Regions from separate parts of the Homo sapiens genome. Here region 2 is linked to region 1. Evidence: chromatin loops called from intact Hi-C (ENCODE). Cell type or tissue: CD14-positive monocyte. All regions are shown on one strand. Each heading gives the region's core, and the rest is flanking DNA. Links, peaks and the distances in the headings are about the cores only. Region 1 has its middle 9.2 kb from the start of USP28. Region 2 overlaps TTC12 (tetratricopeptide repeat domain 12).

Evidence for each region. Peaks named below come from ENCODE experiments on the same cell type or tissue, not always from the same donor. Only the 100,000 strongest peaks of a DNase experiment are listed, where the experiment ranks them.
Region 2: it touches region 1 in a loop (5-fold over the local background); 13 of 110 quality-filtered maps call a loop at or near these places.

The regions. Positions count from the first base shown.
Region 1 is chr11:113,878,776-113,890,719 of GRCh38, forward strand. No RefSeq gene overlaps it. Among named protein-coding and RNA genes, the nearest start is that of USP28, 9.2 kb to the left of the region's middle. RefSeq lists enhancers at 3,454-4,240, 6,599-7,385. In CD14-positive monocyte, for the core only: no CTCF peak of the experiment used is centred there; no DNase peak of the experiment used is centred there.
Region 2 is chr11:113,318,877-113,330,820 of GRCh38, forward strand. It overlaps TTC12 (tetratricopeptide repeat domain 12), which reads left to right. Exons shown (of 22, transcript NM_017868.4): 3 at 4,412-4,575; 4 at 5,118-5,139; 5 at 5,729-5,806; 6 at 6,648-6,769; 7 at 11,044-11,103. Among named protein-coding and RNA genes, the nearest start is that of TTC12, 10 kb to the left of the region's middle. In CD14-positive monocyte, for the core only: no CTCF peak of the experiment used is centred there; no DNase peak of the experiment used is centred there.

The sequences.
Region 1 (11,944 bases), core at 1,376-9,375:
CTCTGATAAACCCGTTGGATCTCATGAGACTTATTCACAATCACAAAAATAGCACGGGAAGACCGGCCCTCATGATTCAATTACCTCCCCATGCGTACCACCCACAAACACGTGGGAATTCTGGGAGATAAAATTCAAGTTGAGATTTGGGTGAGGGCACGGCCAAACCATATCATTCCACCTCTGGCCCCTCAAAATCTCAGGTCCTCACATTTCAAAAGCAATCATGCCTTCCCAACAGCCTCTCAAAGTCTTAACTCATTTCAGCATTAACCCAAAAGTCCGCAGTCCAAAGTCTCATCTGAGACAAGGCAAGTCCTTTCTGCCTATGAACCTGTAAAATTAAAAGCAAGCTAGTTATTTCCTAGATACAATGGGGGTACAGGTATTGGGTAAATACAGCAGTTCCCAATGGGAGAAATTGGCCAAAACAAAGGGGTTACAAGGCCCAAGGAAGTCCAAAATCCAGCGAGGCCGTCAAATTGTAAAGCTCTAAAATGATCTCCTTTGACTCCAGCTCTCACATCCAGGTCACACTGATGCAAAAGGTGGGTTCCCATGGTCTTGGGCAGCTCTGCCCCTGTGGCTTTGCAGGGTACAGTCTCCCTCTTGGCTGCTTTCATGGGCTGGCATTGAGTGTCTGCAGCTTTTCCGGGCACACAGTGCAAGCTGTCGGTGGACCCACCATTCTGGGCTCTGGAGGACAGTGACCCTCTTCTCACAGCTCCACTAGGCAGTGCCCCATTAGGGACTCTGTGTGGGGGCTCCGACCCCACATTTCCCTTCCATGCTGCCCTAGTAGAGGTTCTCCATGAGGGCCCCACCCCAGCGGCCAACTTTTGCCTGGGCATCCAGGTGTTTCCATACATCTTCTGAAATCTAGACAGAGGTTCCCAAACCTAAATTCTTGACTTCTGTGCACCTGCAGATTCAACTTGGAAGCTGCCAAGTCTTGGGGCTTCCATCCTTTGAAGCCACAGCCCGAGGTGTGCATTGGTCCCTTTCAGCTATGTCTGGAGCATCTGGGACACAGGGCACCAAGTCCCTAGGCTGCACACTGCATGGGGACTCTGGGCCTGGCCCACAAAACCACTTTTTCCTCCTGGGCCTCCGGACTTGCGATGGGAGGGGCTGTTGTGAAGGTCTCTGACATGGCCTGGAGACATTTTTCCCGTGGTCTTGGTGATTAACATTAGGATCCTTGCTACTTACGCAAATTTCTACAGCTGGCGTGAATTTCTCCCCAGAAAATGGGTTTTTCTTTTCTTTCTTTCTTTTTTTTTTTTTTTGAGGCGGAGTCTTGCTCTCGCTCTGTTACCCAGGCTGGAGTGCAGTGGTGCAATCTTGGCTCACTGCAACCTCTGCCACCCAGGTTCAAACCATTCTCCTGTCTCAGCCTCCCAAGTAGCTGGGACTACAGGCACCCGCCACCACGCCTGGCTAATTTTTGTATTTTTGGTAGAGATGGGGTTTCACCATGTTGACCAGGATGGTCTTGATCTCTTGACCTCGTGATTCACCCACCTTGGCCTCCCGAAGTGTTGGGATTACAGGCGTGAGCCACCGTGCCCAGCCAGGTTTTTTTCTTTTTTATCACATTGTCAGAGTGCAAATTTTCCAAAATTTATGCTCTGTTTCCTTTTTAAAACTGAATGCTTTTAACAGCACCCAAGTCACCTTTTGAATGCTTTGCTGCTTAGAAATTTTTTCCACCAGATACCCTAAATTATCTCTCTCCAGTTCAAAGTTCCACAGATCTCTAGGGAAGGGGCAAAATGCCACCAGTCTCTTTGCTAAAACACCTTTGCTCCAGTTCCCAACAAGTTCCTCATCTGCATCTAAGACCACCTCAACCTGGACCTTATTGTTCATATCACTATCAGCATTTGCATCAGAGCCATTCAACAAGTGAGGTTGGGTGAAGGCACAGCCAAACCGTGTCCAAAAATTAGCCAGGTGCAGTGGCTTGTGCCTGTAGTCCCAGCTACTTGGGAGGCTGAGGGAGGGGAATCACCTGAGCCCAGGACGTTAAGGCTGCAGTGAGCCCAGATAGCACCACTCTACTCCAGCCTGGGTGATGGAGTGACACCCTGTCTCAAAAAAAAAAAAGAAAAAGAAAGACCACCAGACCTCCTATACCCTTATCTCTGAAAGAGATGTGTACAGGCCCTTTGGTAAATGTAGGCCCTGAGTTTTGATTAAACCTCTTTCTGCTGGATGGTTCTAAACAGCGCTGCAGATCTAATAAATATAATTAATTTGGGGCTAGATGTGGTAAATCCTGTTAGCCTCCTTTAACTTCCACTCGGTGCTGGACATGGTAATCAGCTAGACACACCCTGTCCTACCACAGCATTTAATGAGCAAGTCTACATCAGTGCTTGGCCATCAGTTGGCAAGTCTCACAGTGATCAGATATCAAAAGTGGATATCACGGAACATGTGCTGTCACCACAGAAAATCCCATCTCATTCCTCTAACGGGCTTATACATGAAGGCTCTAGAATAATTCTATTATTAGTCAATAATCATTTCAAGAGTATCCAGGGGAGAAAATAATATTGATAAGAAGCAATAATAAATAATTGGTGTGTTTAAACAGGGAATAATTTGCAGCGTATTTTCCCAGAGAGGAAATTGATTTTTTTTTCCTTTTTCCTTTTCCTGGAAAACCTTTTGTCCCAATGCTAAGTTATTTTTATTTTTTTATTTTTTTCCTGAGACGGAGTCTTGCTCTGTTGCCCAGAGCTGAAGTGCAGTGGTGTGATCTCAGCTCACTGCAACCTCCACCTCCCGGGTTCAAGCAAGTCTCCTGCCTCAGCCTCCCGAGTAGCTGGGATTACAGGCATGCGCCACCATGTCTGGCTAATTTTTGTATTTTTAGTAGAGACAGGGTTTCACCATGTTGGCCAGGCTGGTCTTGAACTCCCCGCCTCGGTCTCCCAAAGTGCTGGGATTACAGGCATGAGCCACTGCGCCCAGCCTATAAGTTATTTTCTGAGTCAATGGATTTCTCTTCTGATTTACTGCAAACCCAAAATATAATTTATATTATAAAATGATCTTGTTTGAATGATTGAATTCTTGTGTGGATTGAGGAGCTAAGTGACAATGAAGGGAAAATGTTGGGAAAAGAATAGAGAAAAGAAGAAATAAAGAAACATGCACTTATGTTTCTTCTCTGCTTCACTCTTGTAAATGTTTTTTGCCAGTGGCTTCTGAGCAGCTGGGTTTGAAAGCCGCAGGCTATGGCTGATTGACAGGTGTGACTGGTCTTTAAGCTATGGATTCCTTTCCAGGAATGATTAGTCAGAAATGTCCTTAAGGGCCAGCTCCTCAGCAGCTAGGAAAATGGCCTTTGGAGGATAAAACACAGATATTTCAGTAATAACCCCTAGATTAAAAAGTTCACTTATTTAAGGTTAAATTACAGGTGTTAAGAAAATGTTTCAGAAAAGGATCTATGGTTGGTTGAAAAATAAATGGATTTCCAACCTGCGTCAAATGTGTAATGCAGGCAATGTAGTGTGTGGAGAATTGAAATAGCTTTTGGTAAAGTTAATGAGTTCATTTTAGAAGTACAGTTAACTAGGCCGGCGTGGTGGCTCACGCCTGTAATCCCAGCACTTTGGGAGGCCAAGGTGGGTGGATCACGAGGTCAGGAGATCGAGACCATCCTGGCCAACATGGTGAAACTCCATCTCTACTAAAAATACAATAATTAGCTGGGTGTGGTGGCGTGTCCCTTATAGTCCCAGCTACTCGGGAAGCTGAGGCAGGAGAATCGCTTGAACCCTGGAGGCGGAGGTTGCAGTGAGCCAAGATCGCGTCACTGCACTCCAGCCTGGGTGGCAGAGCAAGACTATGTCTCAAAAAGAAAAAAAAAAAAAGAAAAACAAAAGAAAAGAAGTACAGTTAATGAGTATACACAGGGGATTGATTCCAGGACCTCCACCTGACTCTACTATAACAAAGTCTGCACATACTCAAATTGTGAAGTTGACCCTGCAGAACCCACGTATAGGAAAAGTCAGCCCTCTACATACTCGGGTTTCATAATCCTTGAATACTGTTTGTTTGTTTGTTTGTTTTTGAGACAGGGTCTTTCTCCGTTGCCCAGGCTAGAGTGCAATGGCGGGATCACAGCTCACTGCAGCCTCGAATTCCTGAGCTCAAGCGATCCTCCCAACTTGGCCTCCCAAAATGTTGGGATTACAAGTGTGAGCCATTGCACCCAGCTTGAATACAGTATTTTTGATCCATGTGTGTATTTTGATCTGCATATAAGTGGATCCATGCAATTAAAACGCACGTGGACTCTATTTGGCTTTGGTATTCAGAATATGAACTCTCCGTGGCTGACATATGTACTTCCAGCACCTTGAGGGGGCTGAGGTGGGAGGATCACTTGAGGCTAGGAGTTCCAGACCAGTCCAGGCAATATAGCAAGATGCCATCTCTACAAAACCTACAGAAATCAGCTGGGTATGGGTGGTGCACACCTATAGTCCCAACTACTCCAGAGGCTGACGCAGGAGGATCACTTGAGCCCGGAAATCAAGGCAGCAGTGAGCTATGATTATGCCACTGCACTCCAGCCTGAGTGACAGGGTGAGACCCTGTCTCTAAAAAAGAAAATAATAATTTTATTGATCTGGTACTTAACTCTGGAAGAAAAGAGAACTATTATTATTATTTATTTCTTTATTTTTGAGATGGAGTTTCGCTCTTGTTGCCCAGGCTGAAGTGCAGTGGCGCGATCTCAGCTCACTGCAACATCCGCCTCCTGGGTGCCAGCAATTCTTCTGCCTTAGGCTCCAGAGTAGCTGGGATTATAGGTATGTGCCACCACGCCCAGTTAATTTTGTATTTTTAGTAGAGACAGGGTTTCTCCATGTTGGCCAGGCTGGTCTCGAACTCCTGACCTCAGGTGATTCCGCCCCCCACCACCGCCTCAGCCTCCCAAAGTGCTGGGATTACAGGTGTGAGCCACCGCGCCCAGCCTGAGAACTATTTTTAATTGGGAAGCTGAAGTTCGGGGATCACTTGAACACGGGAGTTCAAGGCTGCAGTGGGCCAAGATTGGGCCACTGCACTCCAGCCTGGATGACAGAGACAGACCCCATCTATAAAAGTAAATAAAATAAAATAGAACATTTTTAGAGGAAGTAATAGCTAACATTATCGAGCACTTAGGTCAGGTGGTTCTCTGAGTACTTTGCGCATAGGAACTGACTTTATTCTCACAATACCCTATAAAGTAAGTGCTGTTAGTATTACAGTTGTACCTGCTTTACAAGTGAGGAAACCACCACAGACAGATTAAGTAATTTGCCCAAGGTCTTTCTAAAACAGCACTCTAAATCAAGCATTTAAGCTCTATCTTTCTGTAGCCCAAGGTTAAAGATAAGGAGATTCAGGTTTAGAGAAACCCTAATTGGGAAAGATGAATAATTAGAGAGAAAACTGCCTGCAAAGATTTATCTGGCCAGGTGGCAAGGTGGCTCACGCTTGCAATCCCAGCACCTTAGAAGGCTGAGGTGGGTGGATCACCTGAGGTCAGGAGTTTGAGACTAGCCTGGTCAACATGGTAAAACCCTGCCTCTACTAAAAATACAAAAAGTAGCCAGGTGTGGTGGCGGGGGCCTATAATCCCAGCTACTCAGGAGCCTGAGGCAGGAGCATCGCTTCAACCCAAGAGACGGAGGTTGCAGTGAGCCAAGATTGCATCATTGCATTCCAGCCTGGGAAACAGAGCGAGACTCCTGGGGGTGGCACTGCAGCTGAGTTGACAAAGATAGGGAAAGCTGAGGGGAAAAATGGGAGTTTTAGCACTGCTAAGTTTAGCTTAAAGCTGCCTCCTTACATACTTTAAGTTCAGCCCAAAGGTTTCTCCATACACAGTAGACCATAACTAACTGGATATGTAAATAGGCTGTTACGTACTCTTTTTTTTTTTTTTTTTTTTTTTGAGAGGGAGTCTCACTTTGTGACCCAGGCTGGAGTGCAGTGGTGCGATCTCAGCTCACCACAACCTCTGCCTCTCTGGTTCAAGCGATTCTCCTGCCTCAGCCTCCTGAGTAACTGGGATTACAGGTGCCTGCCACCATACCTGGCTAATTTTTGTATTTTTAGTAGAGACGGGGTTTCACCATGTTGGCCAGGCTGGCGTTGAACTCCCGACCTCAGGTGATCCACCCACCTCGTCCTCCCAAAGTGCTGGGATTACAGGCATGAGCCACTGCCCCCAGCCTGTTACCTACTCTTGTACCAACCAGATAGTTTCAGAAATCACAGGCAGACAACTGTTCAAATCATGTTCAAATAAGGCAAACGCCAAGCTGCAACCAATCCAGCTATTTCTGTACCTCACTTCCCTCACTTCTGTTTTCTTTTCTTTACTTTTTTTTTTTTTTTTTTTTTTTTGCGACAGAGTCTCACTCTGTCACCCAGGCTGGAGTGCGGTGGCACAACCTCGGCTCATTGCAGCCTCCACCTGCTGGGTTCAAGCAATTCTCCTGCCTCAGCCTCCCAAATAGCTGGGATTACAGGCATGCCCCACCACACTCGGCTAATTTTTGTATTTTTAGTAGAGATTGTATTTCATCATGTTGGCCAGGTTGATCTTGAACTCCTGGCCTCAAGGGATCTGCCTGCCTCCTTGACCTCCCAAAGTGCTGGGATTACAGGCGTAAGCCACAGGGCCCAGCCTCACTTCTGTTTTCTGTAGGTCATTTTCCTTTGTTTGTTAATAAATGTTATCAAGGCCGGGCCTGGTGGCTCACGCCTGTAATCCCAGCACTTTGGGAGCCTGAGGTGGGCAGATCACGAGGTCAGGAGTTCAAGACCAGCTTGGCTAACATGGTGAAACCCCATCTCTACTAAAAATACAAAAATTAGCCGGGCATGGTGGCACACGCCTGTAATTTTAGCTACTGAGAAGGCTGAGGCAGGAGAATTGCTTGAACCTGGGAGGTGGAGGTTGCAGTGAGCTGAGATTGAGCCACTGCACTCCAGTTTGGGCAAAAGAGCAAGATTCCATCTCAGAAAAAAACATAATAAATAATAAATAAATAAATATTATCTGATCAGGTAGCAGCCCTGGAGTTACTCTGAACTTTTTCTGGTTCAGGGTACTGTCCAATTCTCAAATTGTTCTTTGCTTTGTTAAACGCTGTTAAATTCGTCTAAAGTATTTTCTTTCAACAGCACTCAATCAGAAGACTAGTTACAATTACAGCAACCACAGGTTCCAGTTTGCCTGGGGCAATCTGATTTTCCCTTGTTTTCCCGGTATGCTTATCAGTAACTCCTCCTTTCTCAAATTTCCAGATTTGAATGATAAAGCAGTTTCATCTTAAACTTAAGCAAAGGTCCTAGAGAATATTGACATTGTATTCCCAAAAGTCTTCCCCCGCCCCCCACCCCCTGCCCCCCCCGCAACCCGGAGGTGGAGTCTCACTCTGTGACACATGCTGGAGTGCAGTGGCACAATCTTGGCTCACCACAACATCTACCTCCCAGGTTCAAGCCATTCTCCCACCTCAGTCTCCCGAGTAGTTGGGATTACAGGCGCCTGCCACTACGCCCGGCTAATTTTTGTATTTCTAGTAGAAGTGGGGTTTCACCATGTTAACCAGTCTGGTCTCAAACTCCTGACCTCAGGTGATCCGCCTGCCTTGGCCTCCCAAAGTGCTGGGATTACAGGTGTGAGCCACCGCACCTGGCCCCAGAAGCCTTATAGATACAGCAAAAATGCAAATTGTGAGCCAAGTCTGAGAAATATGCTTTATTAACAAGCACTGGTTAATCTGTTTCTAAAGAGCACAGATGGGAAACAGAGGGCACCTCCCTGAGAGTGGATGGGATCATTTATTGCCATAAGTTTCATTTGCTTAAAGGACTGCAGCTTTTTCACTTTTGTAAAGGATTGTAAACCAACAACTATTGGCATTTAAGATTAGGATTTAAGGATGCCAGATGGCCATCCCTTGGGAGATAGAGATGATGTGGAGTTGGAAGAAGAGACAGTATTTGATGGCCCCTGCCAGAGGGGTAAAATGCTAAGGACTGAAGTTGAGTGGGTCTTTTTTGTTTCCATTTGTGAGGAGAGTTCAGAATTTCAGACCTGAGATGGCCGTGGAAGAACTCTGAAGTCCTGGAATCATTGTTTTTTTTGTGGTATTTGTAGTCTCCTATACTTCTCCAGGAGTAATCCATAGCAAGAAACTTAAAACCAAAGGAACAGGGTGCTTAATATAAAGACTGTTTGGACTTTTCCACCATTTTTTGTGTAGAGAGGGTGTCAGTTGCTCTAAGGAGAACAAGTATTGAAATCTGGAGCCAGCAGATCAGAGAATTAGTCTATGCAAATGAAGACTTTCTGGTAACAAAGAATAAAAAGCTTTAGAAAAGGACTTCAGGGCAGGGCGCAGTGGCTCACGCCTGTAATCCCAACCCTTTGGGAGGCAGAGGCAGGTGGATCACCTGAGGTCAAGGAGATCAAGACCAGCCTGACCAACATGGTGAAACCCCGTCTCTACTAAAAATACAAAAATTATCTGGGAATGGTGGCGGGTGCCTTTAATCCCAGCTACTTGGGAGGCTGAGGCAGGAGAATCGCTTGAACCTGGGAGGTGGAGTTTGCAGTTAGCTGAGATCAAGCCATTGCCCTCCAGCATGGGTGACAGAATGAGACTCTGTCTCAAAAAATAAAAACAAAAATACAAATAAATAAATAAATAAAATAAAAAAGAACAGTACTTCCGCTTAAAATTGCTAGCCATAGGCCGGGCACAGTGACTCCTGACTGAGGTCAGGAGTTCGAGACCAGCCTAGCCAAGATAGCGAAACCCTGTCTCTGTTAAAAATACAAAAAAATTAGCTGGGCGTGGTGGCGATTGCCTGTAATCCCAGCTACTCAGGAGGGTGAGGTAGGAGAATCACTTGAACCTGGGAGACGGAGATTGCAGTGAGCCAAGGTCGCGCCATTGCACTCCAGCCTGGGCAACAAGAACGAGACTCCATCCCTAAATAAATAAATAATAAATAAATAAATCAAATTGCTATCCATGGGCCAAGCACAGTGGCTCATGCCTGTAGTCCTGGCACTTGGGAAGGCCGAGGCAGGTGAACCAGACCAGCCTGGTCAACATAGTGAAACCTCATCTTTACTAAAAATACAAAAATTAATCAGGCGTGGTGGTGCATGCCTGTAATCCCAGCTACTCTGGAGGCTGAGCCATGAGAATTGCTTGAACCCAGCAGGCGGAGGGTACAGTGAGCTGACATTAGGCCACTGCACTCCAGCCTTGGTGACAGAGTGACACTCTGTCTCAAAAAAAAAAAAAAAATGCTAGCCATGTTATTTAAAGTGGAGGAGTCTCAACTTTTATTTCCTCAGCTTTGTGGAAAGATGAATAGTATTACCAACAACTCTTCTATTATACTAAATATTCTTATTTCATTGGCAAGACAGAGAACGGAATGATGGCAAAAACCAACCCTATCTGACTTGATCATGATGAATCTGAATGATCTAGTTATGAGCTTATCTGAAGAACATAATGAAAATATTTTGAACGTTATGTGTTAGCACTTGAATACTTTTTAATTTTAATTTTAACTATGTTTTTTGGTAGAGACAGGGTCTTCCTATGTTGCCTAGGTTAGTCTTGAACTCCTGGCCTCCAATGATCCTTCCACCTCTGCCTCCCAGAGTGCTGGAATTACAGGCATGAGCCACTGTGCCAGCCAAGTTTTTTTTGTTTGCTTTTTTTTTTTTTTTTTTTTTGACGGAGTCTCGCTCTGTCGCCCAGGATGGAGTGCAGTGGCGCAATCTCGGCTCACTGCAAGCTCTGCCTCCCGGGTTCACGCCATTCTCCTGCCTCAGCCACACGAGTAGCTGGGACTACAGGTGCCGGCCAACACGCCCGGCTAATTTTTTGTATTTTTAGTAGAGACAGGGTTTCACCATGTTAGCCAGGATGGTCTCGATTTCCTGACCTCGTAATCCACCCGCCTCGGCCTCCCAAAGTGCTGGAATTACAGGTGTGAGCCACCGCACCCAGCCTGGCCAAGTTTTAATTATTAAATTTAAAGAAAAAAACTAAATATGCATTGCTCAAACTGGAAAGAGTAAAGAGCCACTTTTCTATCACTTTGAGGACACTACTGAATAAGCATACACATTCAGAGCAGATTCTGGGGATTGCCAGAGGGATTTCTTGGAACAAAATTTGTTTAACAAACATGACACTTTTGTATCATATGAGAAAAGCTATGACATATCTCTTGCCTTTTCTACCCATGTACACAGGTGTCTTATTCCATTTGTGTTGCTGTAACAGAAATGCCACAGACATGGTTACTTATAGAGAAAAGAAATTTATTTCTGACAGTTCTGGAAGTTTTTGTCCAAGGTTGAGGTGTTGGCATTTTGTGAGGGTCTTCTTGCTGAGTCATCTCATGGCAGAAGGCAAAAATTAAAAGGAGCTCACATGAGAGCAAGAGTGGACAAGAGGGGCTTACCTTGCTTTTTATCAGGAACCCACTCTTGTGAAAATGCCATTAATCCATTCATAAGGGCAGAACCCTCATGGCCTAATCACTGTCACTCAGGCTGGAGTGCAGTGGCCCAATCTCACTGCAACCTCTGCCTGCCAGGCTCAAGTGAGGTTCCCACCTCAGCCTCCCAAGTGGCTGGGACCACAGGTGTGTGCCACTACATCTAGCTATTTTTTTTTGTATTTTTTTGTACACATAGGGTTCACCATATTGCCCAGGTTGGTCTTGAACTCCTGGGCTCAAGCGACCCACCTGCCTTGGCCTCCCAAAGTACTGGAATTACAGATGTGAGCCACTGCACCTAGCCTGTCCCATCTGGGTGAGCCACTGCACCCAGCCATTACCATCACAATGGCAATTAAATTTCAACCTGAGTTTTGGAGGGGACATTCAAACCATAGCAAGATGTTGGGGGTCTCTGTGTTGGTTTTCATAAAAACTAAAAATCTAGGCCAGGCACGGTGGCTCACGCCTGTAATCCCAGCACTTTGGGAGGCCGAGGCGAATGGATCACCTGAGGTCAGGAGTTTGAGACCAGTCTGGCCAACATGGAGAAACCCTGACCAACATGGCGAAACCCTGTCTCTACTAAAAACCCAAAAATTAGCCAGGCATGGTGGTGTGTGCCTGTAATCCCAGCTACTAAGGAGGCTGAGGCAGGAGAATCACTTGAACCCGGGAGGTGTAGGTTGCAGTGAGTGGAGATCACTCCGTTGCACTCCACCCGGGGCAACAAGAGTGAAACTCTGTCAAAAAAACAAAAACAAAAACAAAAAAACCCTAAAAATCTAAGCCACTTTATTGATATAATGCCTCATCTGTGTCTTGAACTCCTGGCCTCAAGCAGTCCTCCTGCCTTGGCCTCCTGACGTAAGTGCTGGGATTACAGGCATGCGCTACCATGTCCAGCTGAGACCTCATCTTCATCTTTAACTGAGCTATAAAGAGCTTATTTTCCCTTTTCTAAATGACAGATTGAAAATAGTTTTGTTGGGCCAGGCACAGTGGCTCAAGCCTATAGTCCCAGCACTTTGGGAGGCCGAGGGGGGGCGGATCACGAGGTCAGGAGTTCAAGACCAGCTGGGCCAACATGGTGAAACCCCGTCTCTACCAAAAATACAAAATTTAGCTGGGCGTGGTGGCACACACCTCCAATCCCAGCTACTCAGGAGGCTGAGACAGGAGAATTGCTTGAACCTGGAAGACAGAGGTTGTAGTGAGCAAAGATCGAGCCACTGCACTCTAGCCTAAGCAACAAAGTGAGACTCTGTCTCAGGAAAAAAAAAAAAAGAAGAAAGAAAGAAAAAGAAAGAAAATAGCTTTGTTCTCACAAAATAATTGAAATTTTTTGTTTGTTTGTTTTTGTTTTTGTTTTTTT
Region 2 (11,944 bases), core at 2,239-10,238, 560 kb before region 1:
TAGGAAAGACCTTGGAAACCATGGTAAGGAATTTGTGTTTACCGAGAGCAGTAAATCAATTCCATCTAATTTATGTAATGACTCTTCCCCCAAGGAGGTGGAGCATCTCTACCCCTTAAATGTGAGATACATTTAGTGACTTGCTTCCAAAGAGTACAGTATGGAAAGGGAGGGAAGAAAGTAACTTTACAGTGGAAAAGGTTGGCAAACACAATTTCAGATAGATGATCAAGGTTAACCTCCTGATAAATCACACTGATGGCATGCATCCCTGATACGCCATAATGTGCCATGGTCTTTTTCCCCAAATCCTGTAACTCCAGTCTAACCGTGAGAAAAATACCAGATAAACCCAAATTGCAAGGTATTCTATGCAAACTCATAGAATGTCAAGGTCATCAAAACTGTCAAGGTCATCAAAATAAGGAAAGGGTGAGAAATTGTCGCAGCCTAGAGAAGCCTAAGGAGACATGACTAAATGTCGTGTAGTGTTCTGGATGGGATCCTGGAATAGGAAAAGGGCATTAGGGAGAAAAAACAATGAAATTAGAATAAAGTGTGCAGTTGAGTTAATTTAAAAAAAAGTTAATTAAAAGACATGAAAGAAGAGCTAAATAAATGGAGACGTATTTAATCCTAGGAAGACTTATTTGGTAAAAATGTCAATTTTTAAAATATTCTATGCAGTAAATACAATTTAGATCAAAACCCGCAAAGTAGTATGTACTAAAATTCAGCAAGCTGATTCCAAAGTTTACGTGGAAGAGCAAAGGACCAAGAAGAGCCAAGAAAACTCTGCAGGAAAAAAAAAAAAAGCAGGACAACTTTCCCTACCTGACATTCAAGATTTATTATAAAGCCATAGTAATCAATGCATGGAGGTTTTCGTGCTGGAAAGGACAATCAGGGGAAAGGAATGAAGAGCCTGGAGAAGATTTGCACACATAACAGGGATGATGAGACACATTGCTGGCAGGGACTTCTCAACAAATAATGCTCCTGCCCTACGTGAAAGTCAACTCTAGGTGAATTACATACCTTAGTAAGAAAAAAACTTTAAAACTTTTATAAGACACCATAAGAGAGTATATTTATAACCTTACTGACACAAAAGACCTAAATTGTAAAGGAAAAGATGGTATATTTAACACACTAAAATTAAAAAGAAAATCTCTTCAACAACATATTCCATAAAAACAAATGAAAAGACAAAGAATACCCAAGGGGAAGATGTTTGGAAATACATGTAACCAGTCCAGAATATATACAACTGATACGGGTAGGAGATGGGAATAGTGGATAGAAGAGGGTGGTTCCCTGGCAAAGACCCCACCCTCAAGCCGGGAGATCTGCAGCGCTAAGTGGAAACAGGCATTTCTGTTTTCGTGCCCAAAAAGTTGCCTTTTGGCCTGCCATGCTCCCCTATCCTGTGCCCATGTAAACTCTGAACCCCAGGCTCCAGAAGCAGACGAGCAGGTGAGATGAGGACACAAGCAGACAAATGGCAGAACGACACAGTAGAGAAAAGAGGAGGAATGTCTGAACGCCGAGAGGAGTTTGGCTGGGAGCAGCCAGAGGGGAGTTGGGCCACTGGATGGCCAGGCTCCAGGGGAAGATCATCTTTCCCCTCCATTCCCCCTTCCAGCTCCCCATCCATCCCACTGAAAGCCACCTCCACCACTCAGTAAAACCCCACATTCATCCTTTAGTCCTGTGTGTGACCTGATTCTTCCGGGGATGCTGGGCAAGAGCTCGGGATACAAAAAGCTGTCACTTCCCTCTGCCCTTGTGAAAAGGCAGATGTCCGTCAAGCTGGTTAACAATCAAGTCGTCCGCAGATGGCAGGGCTAAAAGGACACGCTGTAACACGTGCCCAACTGGGCTCCTGCACTTGTCCGTCTGCGTTCTCCCCCTCCCCTCAGGGGTTTGAGCAGTGGTGGTGACTAAACAGGCAAGCCACACCCCTGTCGCATGTCCTGCGAGGGGGATCAGAGAACTCCCCTGTTTCACAATCAAATCAACCAGGCATGGTGGTGTGTGCCTGTAGTCTTTGCTACTCAGGAGGCTGAAGCAGGAGGATCGCTTGAGCCCAGGGGTTCAAATCGAGCCTGGACAACATAGCAAGACCATCTCTTAAAAAAAAAAGAATTTTTTAAAAAAGAAATTATATTAACTAATAAGAAAGAGACAATGACCCAATAGAAAATTGGCCAAGGATAGGAGTAGGCTCTTCGTAGAAATCCAAATGGGTGCAAATCAATAAGAAGATGCTCAATTCCAATCAAATTCAGCGAAATGCAAATTAAAACAATGAGATACCATTCCCATCCATTACATTGACAACAATTAAAAAGTTTAACCCAGCAAGTGATGATAAGAATGTAGAAGAATGGGAACTTCCTCTTGTACTCTTTTGTAGGAGTAAAAATTGGTACAGCCATATCCTGAAGGATATGTAACATGTGCACAAGGAAATATGTACATACAGGTATTCAATTCAGCATTTATTTACTTTAGAAAAAACTGAAAAACCACCTGGCTATCAATAAGAGAATGGATTAACTATGGTATATATAATGGTTTAAATGAATCAACTGGAACCATGTGTATCAAGAACACATCTCTAAAGCATCTTAAGAGAAAAAAGTAGGTTGCAAATGAATGCACATTTTATACAACTATTTTAAAAAATTGTTTAAATATTACATACACAAATATTCTGGTAGATTGCAAGAATGGTTACAAATTCCTTTCTTCCCATCAAGAGTGGAGCCTATTTCTCTGCCACTTGAATCTGGGTTGGCCATGTGTGTTGCTTTGGCCAAAAGGATGTTTGCAAACATGACACAAGCAGAGGCTTGAAAAGTGCATTTGAATTAGGGCTTGCACTCATACCACTCATGAGAAAGTAAGACACACTTACCCGGGTTGCTTGCATTTCTCAAGCCAACAGCCAGCAGACTTTCTAAAGCAGAGCCACTTAGATGACTGACAGTTGACCATGGATATATGTGTGAGTCCAGCTGAAACCAGAACTGGCCAGCTGAATTCAGCTCAAATTGTTGACATAGATAATTGTAAACTAAGCCACAAAAATGGTGGTTTGTTTCAAACCACTAAGTTTTGATGTGGTGTGTGATGCAGCAAAATCTAAATGATACAAATACTAAGTATTAAAGCATGCTGGAGAAAAGATACCATCAACTTATAAATGGCATAGAAACAAAAATATTATATTACTTTCGGTATGCTTGAAATATTGTACAATTAAAAATTTATAATTTCCTTGAAGACTCAGTGGGAAATGAAGAAATTAGAACAGGAAAATGAATTAAGAAGTTTAATTGTGAAGGGGAGGAGACAGAGCATTAGGAGAGATTTAAAGTACATAATTTAGAAGGAAGCTGGTCGAATGGAATAGGTTGAAAATATTGCGCAATAGGATTATTAATTGGTGATGCAGCGTTCCTGATTATGCAAAATATGACAATGGAATCCTGGGCCCAGGATGAGGGACTAACCTTACAGAAGAATGGGCACCTTTTCCTGGTAGTAAGGAAGGATGGATGTAGGTATAGGCAGTTTTGTAGTTTTAATAGCAGGAAGTCGATGGCATCTCTTTCCTCTCTGAATTGATAAATAAGGGCATCTTTTTGAGATGGTCAGGTTTAGATTGCAAACTGTTAAAAGTCATTGGGGGAGTGACAGGATATCTTGCCCAGGATAACAAGGATTGCTGGGCATCACTGAAGGTCCAGTTGAGTTTGAGTTTGGACCAGTCCCCCAGGCATCTATCTGTCTCCCTCAGTACATAGCATTCCTAATGCAGACTGGTAGAATTGGGTAATTGGAATTATGTAGAGCTGGAATTTTGTCTGTTAGGTGAGATAGCAGGGCAAGGGAGTTGAGTATATGGGCAGGATGGCTGCTGAGTGATTGACCATGGAATCTAAGCTGGATAAGCAGTAAAGTGAAGACAGGTGAGGATAGGGTTAAGGGCTGCTGTTTTGCGATTTTGAGCTGCCTGTACTTACATGTTTGTCTCCCACACAAGTTCATAAACTCTTCAAAAAAGGATCTTTTTTTATTCATCATTGTTATCTATAGCATCAGCATAATATCTAACTCATAATGAGCTCTCCATAAATTATTGTTGAATTGAATAATGGCTTAAAACTCTGTTCCTTAAAGCTAATAGCTATACTCACCTGCAACTTTTTCTAGGCAAAAAAAAAAAAAAAAAAACCTGTTGTTAATTTTTTCTCATTGGTTCTGCTTGCTCTATTTTGCTTTCTATTGCTCTATTTTTTTCTTTAAGATCTTTCCCATGCATTTTATGCACCATCCTTTCTAGTGAATAGAGTCTTTTGAATATCTTGTTTGATTAAGTCACACCTGATTTCTTCTCTAGCCAATTTAATTCAGGAGATGAATTCTGATGACCCAGTTGTGCAACAGAAAGCTGTCCTGGAGACAGAAAAGAGACTACTGCTTATGGAGGAAGACCAGGAGGAGGATGAATGCAGGACCACCTTGAACAAGACTATGATCAGTCCTCCACAAACTGCTATGAAGGTTTCTTTTTCTATTGAGAAGTTATATAAGTACTTACAGTGAGAAGACCTACACCTAGGCAGTAGTTTAATCTCAAACTGTCCAGCAAGGCTGAAATGGTCTTTTGTTTCTTAGATTTATTTTTTATAAGAAAGTATAAAATTTGATTTTTTTTTTCCTTTGATCTTTCTGGGTTATCTTTAAACAACCCTTTGGATCTATTTTAATGGAAATTTCCCCTCTCCACCCCCTGAGCTTGTGTGATATATTTAAGCTGTACCTTTAAGGTAATGTATTCTAACTCATTTCCAACTCATAAGCCACAGCTGAGGTCCCTTGACCTGGGCAGCCTTGTTTTGCAGACTCGGTCCCATAGCAATTGTGCCCATACTCAGATCTCCTGATTTAAAGCAAGCCCCATGAATTCTGAGCCCTTCAGTTTTGATGGTTAAAAGAAATGACCTCTTGTTTGTAATTGATTTGCCTTCTTGGTTTATATACATATAAATTAGAGTGGTTTTTGAAATTTGTTTCTTTGTTTTTATGGTAACCTACGTCTACAGAGTGCAGAAGAAATAAACTCAGGTAAGGACAGCATCTCTCTTCCCAATTTTCATTCTTTATATAGGACCAGTTTTGATTGATTGTAGCTCCCAGACCCTTAAATTATTGCCTTTGAGCTTACAAACAACCTGTGAACAAAAACCTACTGATCATCCCATTCTGTTACTAGTGATCAGCGGGAATGTCCCTGAGAGGTTTTTCTTTATTTTCTCTTGGTCAACCTTTTGTAAACTCAATTCAGTTATTCTGTATCATCCAATTTACCCTGTTCAAGGGATCCAGATAGTTTCTCTGTTGCTCAGCTCAGAAGCTCATTATGCTAAACGGAACAAAAAAATCTCTCTTCAAAGAAAAACTCTTTTAAAAGACATAATTCAAATTTGAAGCACAGTCATAGCCATCATGTGTAATAATGCATCACACAGATTACCATTTAATGTCAAATGAAGAAAATGTCATTTTAGTTGCCTCAGAATGGTGTGTGTGCGTGTGTGTGCCTGTGTGCATATGCATACGTGTGGCTCTAAAGTAACACTTCGAATTTGAGCTAAAGAACTGATTATAGTATTTGGATTTTTCTTTTTAATATCTGAAATTACCCTGCTGTCAGAGGCCTTCTTGGCATCTGTGGAGAAGGATGCAAAGGAACGAGCCAAGAGAAGAAGGGAAAACAAAGTCTTGGCGGATGGTAATTGTCAGTCCTTACTTTTCAATGGCTGGGATGATTTGTGCTAGAAAGAGCACACGAAGGCCTGTATGCTGACATTTGAGGACATCTAGATTCCCAGTGGTGAGGTTTGTGATGGGCTTGAGGCAGTGGGACCTGGCCAGAAGGAAATCATTGATGGTCTGTTCTCTGTTCCTGCTGCAACAAGCAGAGGGTAGGATACACCTACCTCCAGTGAAACCTCTTTCTGAAGCTTCCCTGTGCACTTAGCAGAGCAAAGTGAATTGTACTAAACAATGCTCAGGAAGTAGTGGGGGGTGAGAGTGAGCTGCCACTGGCTAGCCTAAGGCATAGATGAAGAAGTGGAAAAGAAAAATAAAACAGCTGTGAGATAGGAGAGGAGACATCAAGGAAAAGGAAGGGATGGGATTGTGTATGTTGCAGGGAGATACATATGATAGAAGAATGTTTTCACTTTTATTTTATACCACCCAGGGCTGTGTGTGCTGCAGGTCTGAATGATTCCATATTTGTTGGGAAAATTAATTATTTGACCCTCTTTATGAGACACCGAATGCACAGATTTGGTCTCTGTGGCAAGCTTAGTATGGTTCTCAGCCTCAATGCAGAAACATTTACTTTTTCTGAGAATCTACTTAGAAGACATGGGTGGATTTGGAGGAAAAAAAATACTTGAAGAAGCTGGTCCTGAAGTATCTGCAGAAAAAAACAAGTGTCAAGTCCCTTTAGGATCGATAGAAGTGAAGACCTTCGAAATAGAATTGGAAAATCGGGGGAATAAAGTCTGAGAGATTTTCTGATGTGTGGTGAGAGCTCACCTGTGTAACTTATATTCCCATAGCCCTAAAAGAAAAAGGGAATGAAGCATTTGCTGAAGGCAATTATGAAACAGCTATCCTGCGCTACAGTGAGGGTTTGGAGAAGCTGAAGGACATGAAAGTGCTGTACACCAACCGAGCCCAGGTCAGTGAGGCAGGGATGTATCCATGGGGCTTTCTCAGGGAATAGTTGCCACTAAACTTGGGAAAACAAAGATGAGGCTAGATGTTGGGCTGGGAAATGTTTATAAGAACTGGCTCTTGTTTTAAGTGTGGGAGGAGCTGACTTATACACAGCATTTACCAGTTTCCATGATGCAAATATTCTCACCATGATCTAATTTGGAATCACTGCAGGAGGACTTGGGAAGAGCTGTCCATTATCAGCTCTCTCCATAGTATAAGTCAGCTCCATCATATCACTGATGGTGACCATGCACTTGTCCCTGTGGATAAAGGAGAAAACTAGTGGAATGAAATGACCTATGGGACCTTAGAATTCTGCTACCAACATATTTCTTCAGCCTCCTTTTTTGGTACTAGTCTTAACTCCTAGCGGATGCCCACCTGTTAGTTTCTCATTCATTGTATCAGTCTCTCTTTAAGATTCTGCGACAGGGATAAAGTGGATAGCCAATGGTCCTGGAGCCAATTTCTTGGAAATTTTGGGTTTCTGAAGGTTTTTATGCATTAGTATATGTCACAAATGAGCTCAATTTCCTGGAACACCAGGTAAAAACCACCCAGATGTTTATTTACTACTTAATGAAGGGATAGGCTGATAGCTCTCAACTGAAACAAAACCATCACCTGTGACCTTATCTTTGAAAAGTAGTTTAGTTTTTGTGTGGTAGAGTTCTCTGCTGGACAGGCCTGAAAAATTGGCAGATTCATGGACATGATTACCCCATGGTCAGAATATGTCAGCAGGACCTGTGTGAGGTGGACTTGATGCCCTGTCATTTGCAAGAGGGAGAGGCTCAGCAGAGTCCTCATCAGCTCTAATTTCCCTAACTCGAGTTTAAGAATGTCTGGCTCTGGGATGTTGAGGAAGAGGACTGGAAGCAAGAAACAGGACATTCGGAAGCCGAAACATATGGGGAGTGACAGTGACTTAATGATAAATAAATCCAAGCAGTATAATCTCACTAGTTTAGCAATTTGGATATGTTAGACTAGAGTTGAAGTGTCATTTAAACTATCCCAATTTTGGAGAAAACTTGTTATAAGGAAGTGAATCGGTAAAAAAGATGGCCAGAGGTTGATTTAGCAGTACATTGCATTACCCGAACAAGATTATAAACTTTTTGAGGGCAAAAACTGCCATATACTTTTTCCCCTAATGCTTTATTTATAGCAGATGTTCAATAAATCCTTTTTTAGTTACATAACGTTAAAAGCACAATAAGTCCAATTAAGGGAGTTAAGTTTCTGTTGACAATTCAGAGGCATCACTTAAATGCAAGCAATTAATAGAATAATTATAGTTCCTTCTTATTTATTACCAAATTTGGTCTCTAAAAACATCTGCCTACTGATGCTTATTCAGTTGTGTTACTCTGAAATTATTTGAAAGCAACAAAATTGAATTGCTTTAAAAAAGTTATATAATTTCAGACATATCTAATTCAGACTGTCTATACTCTGATTCATCTAAATTATATTTTCACTGCACTCATTTTTAAGCAGCACTTTGATTAGTTCTGAAGAATCACATTAAGAATGAATGTGGATAAATATAAGGAAATGTAATGAAAAGGTTTGAGGGAGTGATTCCTCTCAGCTTTCCCAAGGAGAAAGCTTATGCAGAGACAAAATAATGGACAATGTGCTCCCTGGTGTTACAAACCGTTTGAACCATTGACTATTTTTAAAATGCTTCCCCTGTATGCATGCAGTGTCAGAAAACACTTAATAAGGACCCTGTAAATTGAGTGTTGCTTGCTAGAGAGAAAACCTAACCTTTCATTGCTTTGTTTTTCCCCTGGAGTTAATGTTATGATCAATAGATTGCCGGTATAATTTAGATAAATCTGGAGTTTAATTGCTGTTTGGAAAAAGTAGTTCCTTTTTAAAATGTGCAAAAGCAAAAGAGATTGAGGAAGTTATAGGGTGTTTAATCCAAGCCTTAAGAGAGAAAGAAAAAAAAAAGTAAAAGGCTGTGTAGAGAAATTGTTGGAACCCATAAAGACTTCTTCAGAGTCTGCATGTATCCTAAATAATAGTGCCATGAAATCATGGCCACAGCTGTCTAGAATGATGCCAGCTTCCTCTTCACATCCTCTAATTTTCAAATGAAACCTGAGACCCTGGAGAAAAGGATGATGCTTTACAGAACAGATAGCTCAAAGAGTCGTCTTCTCTAATTAGTACAGAACATGAGTTAATGAAAGCACCACTCGCAGCTTCCTTGCTATGGGAGCCAAGAGCGGCATGATTTCAATTCATTTGCTGGCTGTTGCCTACTCCCTCCTCACTTGGGTTGGATACTTGGATTCCCTGTGAGTTGCAACATTGACCCCACAATTGGCTTGTCCATGTAAGTATCTCATGAGGTTCGTTGTTAAGATTGTGTTGCAGTGCCCTGGTACAGTTTTGATCATGGACAATCCTATGTGTAGTACTGGCTTTATTATTGGTTGCTGATGGAACCCTGGAAAAGCCACCACTCCTGGTGCTTGGCTATCCTTTCGTACAAATGGGATGATCGATGCTGCCTCTCAGGGAGCTTTCCAGAAGAAGAGTGCTTCAGAGTTACTTAGTGCAATTTGATAAGACTTTATTGACCACTTACTGTGTCCAGTAATTAATAGAGAGGTTATAGTAGCCATTGTGCTTGTTTATAGTCTTTCATTTGTTTATATTCCTCTAGTCCTTAGAAACATTGAACTAAGTTCTCAATCAGTTCAGTTTGAATGGATCACGGAATTCTGAGTCAATTCTTGATTTTCAAGATTTTCCCCAATTCTAGGGGATTCTAAAAGAGTGCCCCAGGCATTTGATACTAAGGCTTCATGGTGATGCTCTGACTCTCATATGTCACTCTACTTCTTTCATTTTTTTTTTCTGCTGTGCTCGGGAGGACAGAAGCAGAGCTTTATTATCTTTTGATAACAGCGTTATTGAGATATAATTCACATACCATACAGTTCACCCTTTTATAGTACACAATTTAATGGAATTTTAGTATAATCACAGAGTTGTGCAACCATCACAATCAATTTTTGAACATTTCATCATCATCCCCCAAAAAAGCTCCATCTTCAACTGTCAACTCCCCCAATCCTCCCATTACTACTCCCAGCCCAAGATAATCACCAATCTACTTTTTGTCTCTATACCTTTGTCTGTTCTGGACATTTTATATAAATGAAATCATACATTTGTCCTTTTATGACTGGCTTCTTTCATTTATCGTAATGCTTTTAAGATTCATCCATGTTATAGTATGTATCAACTCCTCTTCATTTCTTTTTATTGCTGAATAATTTTCCATTGTGTGGATATACCATATTTTATGTATCCCTTCATCACTGATGGACATTTGGATTGTTGCCTTTTGACTATCATGAATAATTCTGCTATGAACATTCATGTGTAAGCATTTGTATGGATGTATATTTATATTCTTCTTTGGTATATACCTAGGAGTAAAATTACTGGGTCATATGGTAACATATTTAACCTTCTGAAGAACTTCCAGGCTATCTTCCAGATGGGCTGTGCCATTTTAATGCCCACCAGCAGTGTATGAGAGCTCTAATTATCTGTCTTTTTTATCCCCTTTATCATTTGGTGTTTTTCTGGAACATTCACAGCAGGGTAGACTCCAGAATCCAGCTCTTCCTTCTTGGATGTGGCTAGTGAGCTGGGTATTTTCTCTGTCCCTCTAGATCCTTCCCTGCTTTGTGCCCTGGAGGGCTGACCTGTGTGGACTGGCTCCTTGGCTTCCTAGCCCTCTAGCTTCCATTTGCATTCAGCCAATAAAATGAGAAGGAAGGAGGAAAAGTGAGATTGGGGTATTTATTCTCCTGGCCTTCGGCTCTGGTGAAGGCCTCAGCTCATGTCAGGCAGTTCTTTTCGCAGAGCTGTCCTCCCACATTTTGTTCATTGCTCCCTCCTTCTGCCCCTTCCATTACAGCAGTGGTAATGGCTGTCCACTGTTGCTAGCCCTGCGATTCTGTAGCATCCCTTGTCAGGTTCCCTAAGCCCTGCCTTCACCGTGGAAGAGGTCCCTGTATTCAACTCTCCTCAGTTGCCCAGTGCAAGTGTGCCATCTGTTTCCTGGCAGGACCATGACTGATCCAGGTAGGGGATAGTTCTCGCTGACATTCTACTGTTCGAATGTTCTTTCTGTGTGAACTGAAAACTGCCTGATGCAGAATTGTGTGTGAATATCAGCTGTTGGTTTCATTACAGGCTTATATGAAACTTGAGGACTATGAGAAGGCACTGGTGGATTGTGAGTGGGCTCTCAAGGTAAGAGGGTATTTCTTTTCCCACATGATAGTGTTGGGCTGAAGTAGATAGAAGGCAGCTGCCAGTGTATCAAGATAGGAAAGGGTATAGCCTCTGTAGCCAGAGCTTCAGTTTCCTCATCTGTAGAATGGGATAGAATAGAATTGTTAGGAGGGTCACGACAATGCACAGAAAGTGCCTAGTTCCTAGAAAGCAATCCAGGGAGCTGCTGCTATTGAAGTTTCAATGTCTTATTTTACTTCAGCTCCTTCTTTACTATTGTGTTATCAGACACTTGGTTCTATGTGGTAGTGGAAATGCCTCCTTCTGTCTTCTAGAGCCAGCCATTGGAGCTTATTTCTGCAATGCTGTTCTTCCTTGTCAGTTTGTGTTTTTTCCCTCCAGCCCTAGTAATTTGGAAATATAACATCCTCTATTTGTAGAGGAATAATCAGAAGAAAGAATTCCTATTTTTCAACTTTAGTCAGGCCTTGAGCAGATAAAATAATTCTACACATGGCATTTCCTCTGAAATCTGCCAAAATAGATGGTCAAGGATGCATAGACATAAAGACTATTGGTGGAAATGTTAAGAGTTACTAAAAGAGAAATAATACGATCACTTTTTAGGGACATGACCAAATATTTAAGTAACCCTTAATCCACATTCCCCTAAAGTACTCTGTCACGGGGGTTTTAACTAAGTAACCAAAACTAGTGCTTCTCAGACTTCTGCACTATGCTGCTAACAGCAGAGGAGAATGAACATGAGCCCCTCGAGAGGGACTAGAAGCAGAAAGCATGAAATTTCTTTTAAGATGTGTGTTTTACCTGAAAAACCTTGTTAATTTTGCACAGCACT